Linked DNA regions of Homo sapiens: region 2 is linked to region 1. A link is a contact called in ENCODE Hi-C or POLR2A ChIA-PET data. All regions are on one chromosome and are shown on one strand. Each heading gives the region's core, a stretch centred on a gene start or an enhancer-like site at or near the end of the contact. The rest is flanking DNA. Distances are from core to core; before and after follow the strand shown. Region 1 overlaps MAD1L1 (mitotic arrest deficient 1 like 1). Region 2 overlaps MAD1L1 (mitotic arrest deficient 1 like 1).

The links. Hi-C counts contacts between places; a loop is a spot of excess contacts on that map. ChIA-PET counts read pairs that join two places held with the same protein, here RNA polymerase II (POLR2A). Pooled maps may share reads with other maps.
Region 2: a map of GM12878 shows a loop between it and region 1 (2.8-fold over the local background). The contact joins two enhancer-like sites. A Hi-C loop is called at or near these places in 24 of 168 maps with a recorded cell type or tissue (CD8-positive, alpha-beta T cell, GM12878, HepG2 and 17 more), 6 of 37 single-sample maps with no recorded cell type and 17 of 50 pooled maps. POLR2A ChIA-PET finds 5 or more read pairs at or near these places in 7 of 52 experiments (A673, AG04449, AG04450 and 4 more).

Annotation. Positions count from the first base shown.
Region 1 is chr7:2,097,855-2,101,973 of GRCh38, forward strand. All of the region lies in intron 11 of MAD1L1 (mitotic arrest deficient 1 like 1), which reads right to left. Among named protein-coding and RNA genes, the nearest start is that of SNORA114, 11 kb to the left of the region's middle. RefSeq lists an enhancer at 2,605-2,654. Within about 2 kb of position 1,802, at least 4 of the 41 ENCODE cell types and tissues checked have a DNase peak (open chromatin) inside an H3K27ac peak, as active enhancers do.
Region 2 is chr7:2,165,027-2,169,584 of GRCh38, forward strand. The region is part of intron 10 of MAD1L1 (mitotic arrest deficient 1 like 1); the gene reads right to left. Among named protein-coding and RNA genes, the nearest start is that of MAD1L1, 66 kb to the right of the region's middle. RefSeq lists enhancers at 937-1,266, 3,256-3,929 and a silencer at 1,091-1,301. Within about 2 kb of position 1,690, at least 5 of the 41 ENCODE cell types and tissues checked have a DNase peak (open chromatin) inside an H3K27ac peak, as active enhancers do.

The DNA.
Region 1 (4,119 bases), core at 552-3,051:
CTCATGCCTGGGCAGTGTTCCTCAGCAAGGGACGAGGGCCGGGAAAGCAGAAGGGGTGCCCCTGCTGTAGGCTTCTGCACTCAGGTCTCCCAGACCAACGGGGAGGGCACGCTCAGCAGCGCGGTGTCGCACTGGATCAAAGTAAGACGGAACTGAGAGGAAGCTTCACCTCCAGCGGGAGGAAGGCAGCGGAATCACTCATGCGGCGGCTCCATGCCACACAGCTCTGTCTTCTCGGGGCACAGAGGACAGATCAGTGAGGACGCCCGCGACTTCAGACTCTGAAGACACACTTGGAATCACCTTGCTTTGGAGGACTCAAAATGACCTTGAGTCTTTGAGGCCCCAGGACTGGGGCTGACTGCACAGCGCCGTCCTCTGCCAAAGCCCCGTAGCACCAGAGCGCCAGTCACACACCAGGCCTCTGCGCAGAAGGCGCATGGCAAACACCCTCCGTCCACAGATGAGGCCTGCGCAGCACACGCCACGGGGACCCAGGTGCTCAGTCCAGACAGGAACAAGAGACCTCGGGCCCTAAACCCTGTGACAACCAGACACAAAGTGGGCAAGAGTCCCTCCCACTCACCGCAGAGATCCAAATAGCCAGGGTCCCTCTCCCCTGCTGCCTGGGGTCCCACCAACCATGCCGTACGCAGCAGCAGTCACCCAAGCCATCATGTGTATGGTCTCTTGCCTGGTTAACAAGTCAGGAAGGCTACGCTAAGGACGGCCCCCTCAAACAAATGGGCAGGGAGCACAGCACGGCAGACACGTCCATCCAGCACAGCCCTGGTCACGGAGGACACGGCACATGCAAGAGCCGCCTGCTGCCACTGCTCCAGGAGGCCCAAGGGAGCGCACTACCACACCCGATAGCTGCCCGGCATGAGCCAGAGGCAATGAAGATCTACACACCACAGGGCTCACACCACACGCCAGGCATCACGCACCAAGGCCCGGCGTCCCCAGAGGTGGGCCCAAGGGGAAATGGAGGAACAGAAGGAAAGCCCCTGGAGGGCCAAATAAAGGGGTCAGAAAAGACGCTACTCGAACTGGACCTCAAAGGCTGAGCTGGAATTTGCTAAGCCAAGAGGGCAGGTGGGAATTCTTATAGAGGAAACAACAGGAAGGTGCCGGAATGTCTGGGGATGGAGGGCACCCTGGCATGGACACGGAGGCCTCCTGACACGATGGGTGGCAAGGGTGACAGAAACACAAGTGACCCCAGTGCACGTGGCTGAAGAGGGTGAGCTTCACTGAGGCTCCTAAGCGCAGTGGTAGCACAGCCTCCCATGGTCCAGGAAGGAGCATCCCCCAACGCACCGCTAACACTGGTGACCAGACTCCACCCCGACCGCCAGGTCAACATGCAGCAGCCACAGCCTGTCTCACCTGGACCCACAGCCCCGCCTGCCCTGTGCACTCCGGCGCCCGGCCCACTGTGGAGGGTGCAGGTCAGGTGCTCGCTCTGTTCCTCAACAGGAGTTGTTTCCCGCAGCCCCTGCCGCCTTGGCTTCGTTAGCATTCAACAGCAATTTATTCCTCTCTCGCTGCCTTCTTTTGTGCAGCAGAGATAAGTAATGTTTCTAATCTGTGCTATCTCCCAGCTGCAAATGTTCAAGCACTTTTTTCTTTTTATTTAAAAAAATGAAATCTCATTTTAGATTTGCAAAAGAGACAGCTAGCAATCTTTACTGTACTAACAACCCGCCACCCAGAGGCCAGGCGGGAGCGTGGACGGAAGTGAGCGCATCGGGCTGGGAGACAGCCGAATCTCAGAAGTCAGCACTGGGAGATTCATTTCTCTTCTCTTCAAAAAACCCATTAGACGTGGTTCAGAAGAGGTACTCCTACCCGAGACCCAGGAAGCACCCGGGCCGTGGCTTCCTGTGAACAGTCCTCAGGCGTGAGCTCTCAACCCTGCAGGGAGGAGCCCCTGGTAGGCCATTCTGGCCATGAAACTATCCCCAGTGGGACTGGCTGCCGACTGTGAGGAGTCACCTCCCACCAGCCCAGCCCTCGATGCCCCAGGCATGACTCAGAAGAACCAGCACCAATGCTCTTGGTGTCATCTGGGCTAACCTAGCACATGGATTTTCAAACTTCTCACAGCTCAAGCCAAGGGGCTGGCTGTGAGCTCCTTACAGGTAGAGGTCATTCCTTACACTTCGCCCCCAGCCACACAAAGCCCAAAACCGTCTCAGGGACATGGGCATTTAATAACTACCTGTTGATGGATAAGGACATAGGTGAGAAGCAAATCCCAGGCAACCATTGAGGTTTGAGAGACAGGTGCACACTGCTTTACGACGGCCAGCGCAGTCAGCTGCAAGTACTTTCTGTTCCAGACCAGCAGGGAAAATGAGGAGGAAAAGGTCTCAAAGCCCAGCCTGTTTCTGAGCAGAGCTAGGAATCCCAGCTGACTAGATCTCCGCGTTCTCCTTTACTCTTGAAACTCTATGGCAGAAAGCACGGCCTTTTGACCTTGAGCCTTCTGACAGATAGTAAGAAGCATGCCACAGCCAGGCGCTTCTGAGCGTGAAGCACCTGCTTCCTGGAGGGGGTGCCACACTCCAGACATTACAATGCTGGTGCCTTGCTCTGTGGTACTGCCGCTTTGCTTCTGCTTTACCCTACCCACCTGCCCACCCGGCGCGTCTGCCTCGTCCTGGCAGGACAAGCCCTGAGCGGGCCCTGCACCATCTGCAGGCCTCCTGACACCTGAGAGCAGAGATGCTGTCCGTGTCCTGGGCCCTGGCTGCAAACCGGAAGGCGTCCTTGGAAACGGCCGCACTGGGCCAGCACACAGCAAGCAGGGAGAGTGGGAGCCGCGTCCACCCAAGCCCCAGGTCCTGGCCGCAAATCATCACTTCATCTTGGCAGCTCATTCTGTTTTTATCATCAGTTTTAAATAATTAAGCTGGCCCTGAAGGGGGTTGGAGGGTGGGAGGGGAACAGCTCGTTGCCCAAGGCCAAGCCCCAGCGACTGGAGGCGCGGCTCCAGCATGACTCCTGTCGGGAGGGGCGCAGGGGCCTCCAGTGCCCCCCACCTCCACTCTGCAGACACGCCTGACAACTTGACGTTGGTGTTAAAGTCGTATCATTTCTGTAACAGTGCAGTTATTAACGAAGCCTCATTTGCACGTGTCAGGGGAAGAGAAAAATCACCTAATTAACCACTTTCCCCATCAGCAAGAGGATGGGGGGAGTGCTGCCAATTTGTTTTCAACGGCTTCCTTCCCACCCTCAGAAACTTGCTCCCCTTCAATGGGAAAAAACTCATAATCCTTTGTCACAAGGGACTGGAAAAACCCTAGTTTCCACTGTGGGAACATTCATACACCAAAGAGGATGCGGGCTTTTGTGCTATGGGGTCTGCCCTGGGGGGAAGGGCCACAGCCACTGTGCCTGGCGCGAGACTGGGGCTCCACTCCTAAAGGGTCTCCATTCAGGTGGGTGGCATGAGACTGGGGCTCCACTCCTAAAGGGTCTCCATCCAGGTGGGTGGCATGAGACTGGGGCTCCACTCCTAAAGGGTCTCCATCCAGGTGGGTGGCATGAGACTGGGGCTCCACTCCTAAAGGGTCTCCATCCAGGTGGGTGGCATGAGACTGGGGCTCCACTCCTAAAGGGTCTCCATCCAGGTGGGTGGCATGAGACTGGGGCTCCACTCCTAAAGGGTCTCCATCCAGGTGGGTGGCAGGAGACTGGGGCTCCACTCCTAAAGGGTCTCCATCCGGGTGCCTGGCGTGAGACTGGGGCTCCATTCCTAAAGGGCCTCCATCCAGGAGGCTGTGCACCTGGACCCTGAGAGCCAGTAAAGAACAAAGACGCTTCTTCCCTCAACTTACCAAAGTGAGCAGCCTCTATGCTGCCACCCACCAGACTACCGGCTCCATGCTCACCAAAGTGAACAGCTTCTATGCTGCTCACCCACTAGACTGTTGGCTCCGTGCACACAGGGCCACAGCTGTCTCAGTCACCATCACAGCCCAAGCTGGCCCACGCCTGACACATGCTGGATAAACACATACCAGGCAGGAGAAGGAGGAGTGCAGTCCAGTGCACACAGGGGGCTCTGCAGCTGGGAAGACCCTGACTGGAGGTCTGAATCTGCCA
Region 2 (4,558 bases), core at 440-2,939, 67 kb after region 1:
AACGAAACAAAAGGTGGGCAATACAAATACGGCTGGGCGCAGTGGCTCACGCCTGTCATCCCAGCTATTCTGGAGGTTGAGGCAGGAGAATCGCCTCAACCCGGGAGGTGGAGGTTGCAGTGAGCCGAGATCGCACCATTGCACTCCAGCCTGGGCGACAAAGTGAGACTCCATCTCAAAAAAAAAAAGAAAAAGAAAAAAAATAGAAAGGGAAGAATTTATAGGAAGTTCTACAACAAACAAGGCTAAGCTACAGCTGCCGGGGATGAAGGGCTGGACTGGGGGGACCCCGGGAACTCTGGACTGATAGAAGTGTGTTATCTGGACGAGTGCACATGTTCCACTTGTCATGACTCATCCAACAACACACCTCAATCTGTACACTTCAGTGTCCAGGCTCAGGGGATGCCTGAGCCGTCAGCATGAACCCACGGTCACACTCTGGGATGCGAGCCACCATGGGAGGATGCTGCTGCCTGCCGCACTCCAGCCACCAGGACCACCCTCTGCAGAGCGGGAAGAAGCAGCCGTGCACAGCAGGGAGCTGAAATGGGGAAACGTGGTCCAGGGGAGAGGGGACTCTGCGCCGTGTTTCACTAAACCAAGGTGGTGTCCACGGCACGAAACGACCAAAACACGCGTCTCAGCTCAACAGAATGGAAGGGGTGGGACAAGTGGGTGCTTTGCTAGGTGGCAGACTCCCCATCCCCAAGAGGTACAGGGAAAGACTGACGGGCAAGGTGGCTGGAGGCTCAGGGCGAGACAGAGTGCCCCTGAGGACCACGGTGGGGCTTGGAGCAACATGGCCATGGCTGGATGGCCACCCCATGCTGCCCACAGCCCCGCTGACAAAGGCAGGTCTGTGTACGCAGAATGACCGGCCCCCAGGGTACACCTGTGCCTGGAACTCCAGTGTGGTTACTGTGGGTCCACATGCTCTGCGAAAGAGGAAGTAAGTCCTGGGGTCCATACTGATGAACGTCTTAGAGCTATTAGGGTCACTCATTAAGTGACTTCAGTAAAACCACACGTTCTCCCATGTGGAAACTTCTGACAAGAACAGGCCGCCAGCAGCAAAGTCCACGCCACCACGACTGTGACGTGGTCCATCCAGACCTCGCCTCCCAGGAGGGGATCCCGCCGCAGCCCTGGACCCAGGCCATGTTTTACAGCTCTTTTGCCAGAAACTGGCCCCCATCTCTCTGAGCTGTCCACAAGTCAGCAACTTGGCTCAACTGCTGCAGGGACATGAGTTACAAGGGTCCCCAGACACATGTAAATAAAATGAAGAAATGCCGGCTTTACAGTTGCTGCCCTCGCACTCTTTCTCCCAGCTCAGGAAGGATCTCAAGGGCTTCAAAGCAGCCTGGGTTCCAATTAAGCCCGTGTGACCACCCCAGGGATGCCAGAACATTCCTGATTAACAAGAGGCGCTGTTTGAACTGTTCAAGCTAAAAAAAAGCCCTCAGAACCTTTCAAACAAATGCCATAATTTTCTCTCCCTGTTTCCTCACTCTTTGGAAAAGCTGATCTTTTGAATGCTTTAAACGTTCAAAAAGAAAGCTAGATAATGGCCCCAAACACAACTTCGGCAAGAAGCTCAGAACAGGGGCAGCAAGTGGAGAGCTTGGGATGCAACCACACACAAGCAGGCCCGCTTCCGGGAGGCGTGGCCCGGCCGGCCTGAGGCTGTGACAGCGTGTGTCCACTGTCCACAGCAGCTGGGCCGGGAGAATGACCTGGGCGGAACCACGCCTGGCAGGGAGCTGCAGGGCCTCCATCATCATGCCAGGCGAACCCAGTGACAAGGGCCTCAAACAGAAGAGGCCCAGGGAAGGGCAGCCCATGGGCCTGAGAAGCACCACTACACACCTGGGCGGCGCACTCCGCTCACAAAGCACTCTTCCAGGAAGGGCCCCGGGCTGCTGGAGACTGAACCGGAATCTGCCTAACTGGTGGAATCCCCTTTTACAAAGAAGTGCCTGTAGCTCACGGGGCTAGAACCCAGGAAGGCCCCAGGTGAGCTCGAAACCCTAAAGCAACCCCGCTGTGGACAGTGGCATCGCAGATAGGAGAGTGCCGGTGAAACAGTAAGACCAGGGCAGCATGCTTCACTGGGCAACGGAGGTGCTGCTGCAAGTGGGCGCAGTAGCAGGCAGGTCAGGGAAAACCAAGGGACTATGACTTCAGAGATAACAGGTGACATTCCTGACTGTTCTACCTTTAGTCATGATTAGCAGGCCGGGCGCGGCAGCTCATGCCTGTAATCCCAGCACTTTGGGAGGCTGAGGCGGGCGGATCACGAGCTCAGGAGATAGAGACCATCCTGGCTAACACGGTGAAACCCCGTCTCTACTAAAAATACAAAAAAAATTAGCCGGGCATGGTGGCGGGCGCCTGTAGTCCCAGCTACTCGGGAGGCTGAGGCAGGAGAATGGCGTGAACCCGGGAGGCGGAGCTTGCAGTGAGCCGAGATCACGCCACTGCACTCCAGCCTGGGCAACAGAGCGAGACTCCGTCTCAAAAAATAATAATAATAATAATAATAATTAAAATTAGCCGTGCATGGTGGTGGGCACCTGTAATCCAGCTACTCAGGAGGCTGAGGTGGGAGGACCACTTGAGCCCGGGAGTTCGAGGCAGTAGTGAGCTATGATCACATCACTGCACTCCAACCTGGGCAACCTCATCTCTTAAAAAAATTAAAAAAAAAAACACAATATTTTAGACCAGGCATGATGGTGTATGCCTGTAATCCCAGCACTTTGGGAGGCCAAGGCAGGAGGATCGTGTAAGCCAGGAGTTTGATACCAGCCAGGGCAACATGGCAAGACTCTGCCTCTTAAAACAAAAATTTTTTAAGAAGCAAAATAACCATTCTGTAATAAATTTCACACTCCCCACCGCACCTATCTTACCTGCAAAGATTTATTTTGGCAAAGAGGCAGCAGATTGCAGAGTAAAGAACAGTAAATTGGACGGGCATGGTGGCTCACGCCTGTAATCCCAGCACTTTGGGAGGCCGAGGCGGGTGGATCACTTGAGGTCAGGAGTTCAAGAACAGCCTGGCCAACATGGCGAAACCCCATCTCTACTAAAAATACAAAAATTAGCCAGGCGTGGTGGTGGGTGCCTGTAGTCCCAGCTACTCGGGAGGCTGAGGCAGGAGAATGGCTTGAACCCAGGAGGCAGAGGTTGCAGTGAGCCGAGATCGTGCCACTGCACTCCAACCTGGGTGACAGAGCGAGACTGTCTAAAAAAAGAAAAAAAAAGAACAGTGAATTGAAAATCAAGTAAATCTGGCTTCTAGAGAAACAATCAAAGGCAATGTGGGAACAAAGGACTTTAACGAACAGAAACTCAGAAAAAGGTGCATCATTAGCGAGATGTTCTTTGAACTTGCTGAGCAATAAAGGGAGAGAAAAGGCCTCAGAACTCTAGAAAGGCAACAGCCATGCACCTGCAGGCCTGGGCTGTGGCCCCAGCTGGTCCCTGGCCTGCTGTGTGGCCTGGGCTTTCCTGAACTTCAGTTATCTGTCCTTAAAAGGGAGGAAGGGACCAGGAGACCTCATCCTGATCTGTGATTCTCCTTCAGCAAACAAAAATCGCCTAAGAATCTCTTCCTTCTGATGATGTGGCTGGTGTGGGTGAACCAGCCGCGAGAAGGCACAGGACGATACTCCCGCGTGGAGGGCGCCACGAGGTCAAGGTCCTGAGGCCGGAACACCAAGGAGCTCTGGGAGGGTGGAGGAAGAACACAAGCCTGGAGCAGGGGGCAGACACACGGGGCGTGGGGCCCAGAGGCCACCGGGAGGACTCAGGTTTTATTCCGAGTGTGCTAAGGAGCCAGGGATTGTGGCTGAAGCGGGAGGAACACGCTAAGGAGCCAGGGATGGCGGCTGAAGCGGGAGGAACACGCGCTCGGACTTGCTGATGGGCTCTTACGTGGGCTTTTCCCCAGCTGAAGAATGAGTTACTAAATGTGTTTTAAAATGCAAAAATGTGTACCCGGTGCTTGTCCTGGCGCTGTTCAGAACAGGAAGAACCGGAAACAACCTGAATATTCACAGGAGGCAAACGATCCGTGACAGGACAAGCGTGGGATGGCCTCCTGTGTGGCAGAAAGGACATTCGGGACCTATGACGCAAACGCAGGCGGCTACACATTCGCCTGCAGGACTGCACCTTTTAAAGTCCGCATGTAGACAGTGAAAATCTACAAAGGTAAACCGGAATCTCCTAAGAGCGGGTAGGGATGCGACTGGTGGGATTACGGGGGATTGGCAGTCTTCTTTTTATGTATCTGTATTTCCCTACTTTGTAAAGAACATTACTTGTGCAATAAAATTAAGAAAAAAAGTTCTATAGCCACCTTGCTCAACTTCGTCATGTCAAGGAAAAAAAGTATTTAGGAACATAAATTGTTCTTTACTTGGAAAAAAAAAATCTCTTGCTCCAATCCAAAAAGGCATAGGAAAAAAGGCATAAAGAGCTGTGCACATTAGCAAAGGGGCCCTCTTGCACTGAGCGGTGGCCAGTGTGTCTACACTGCAGGTGC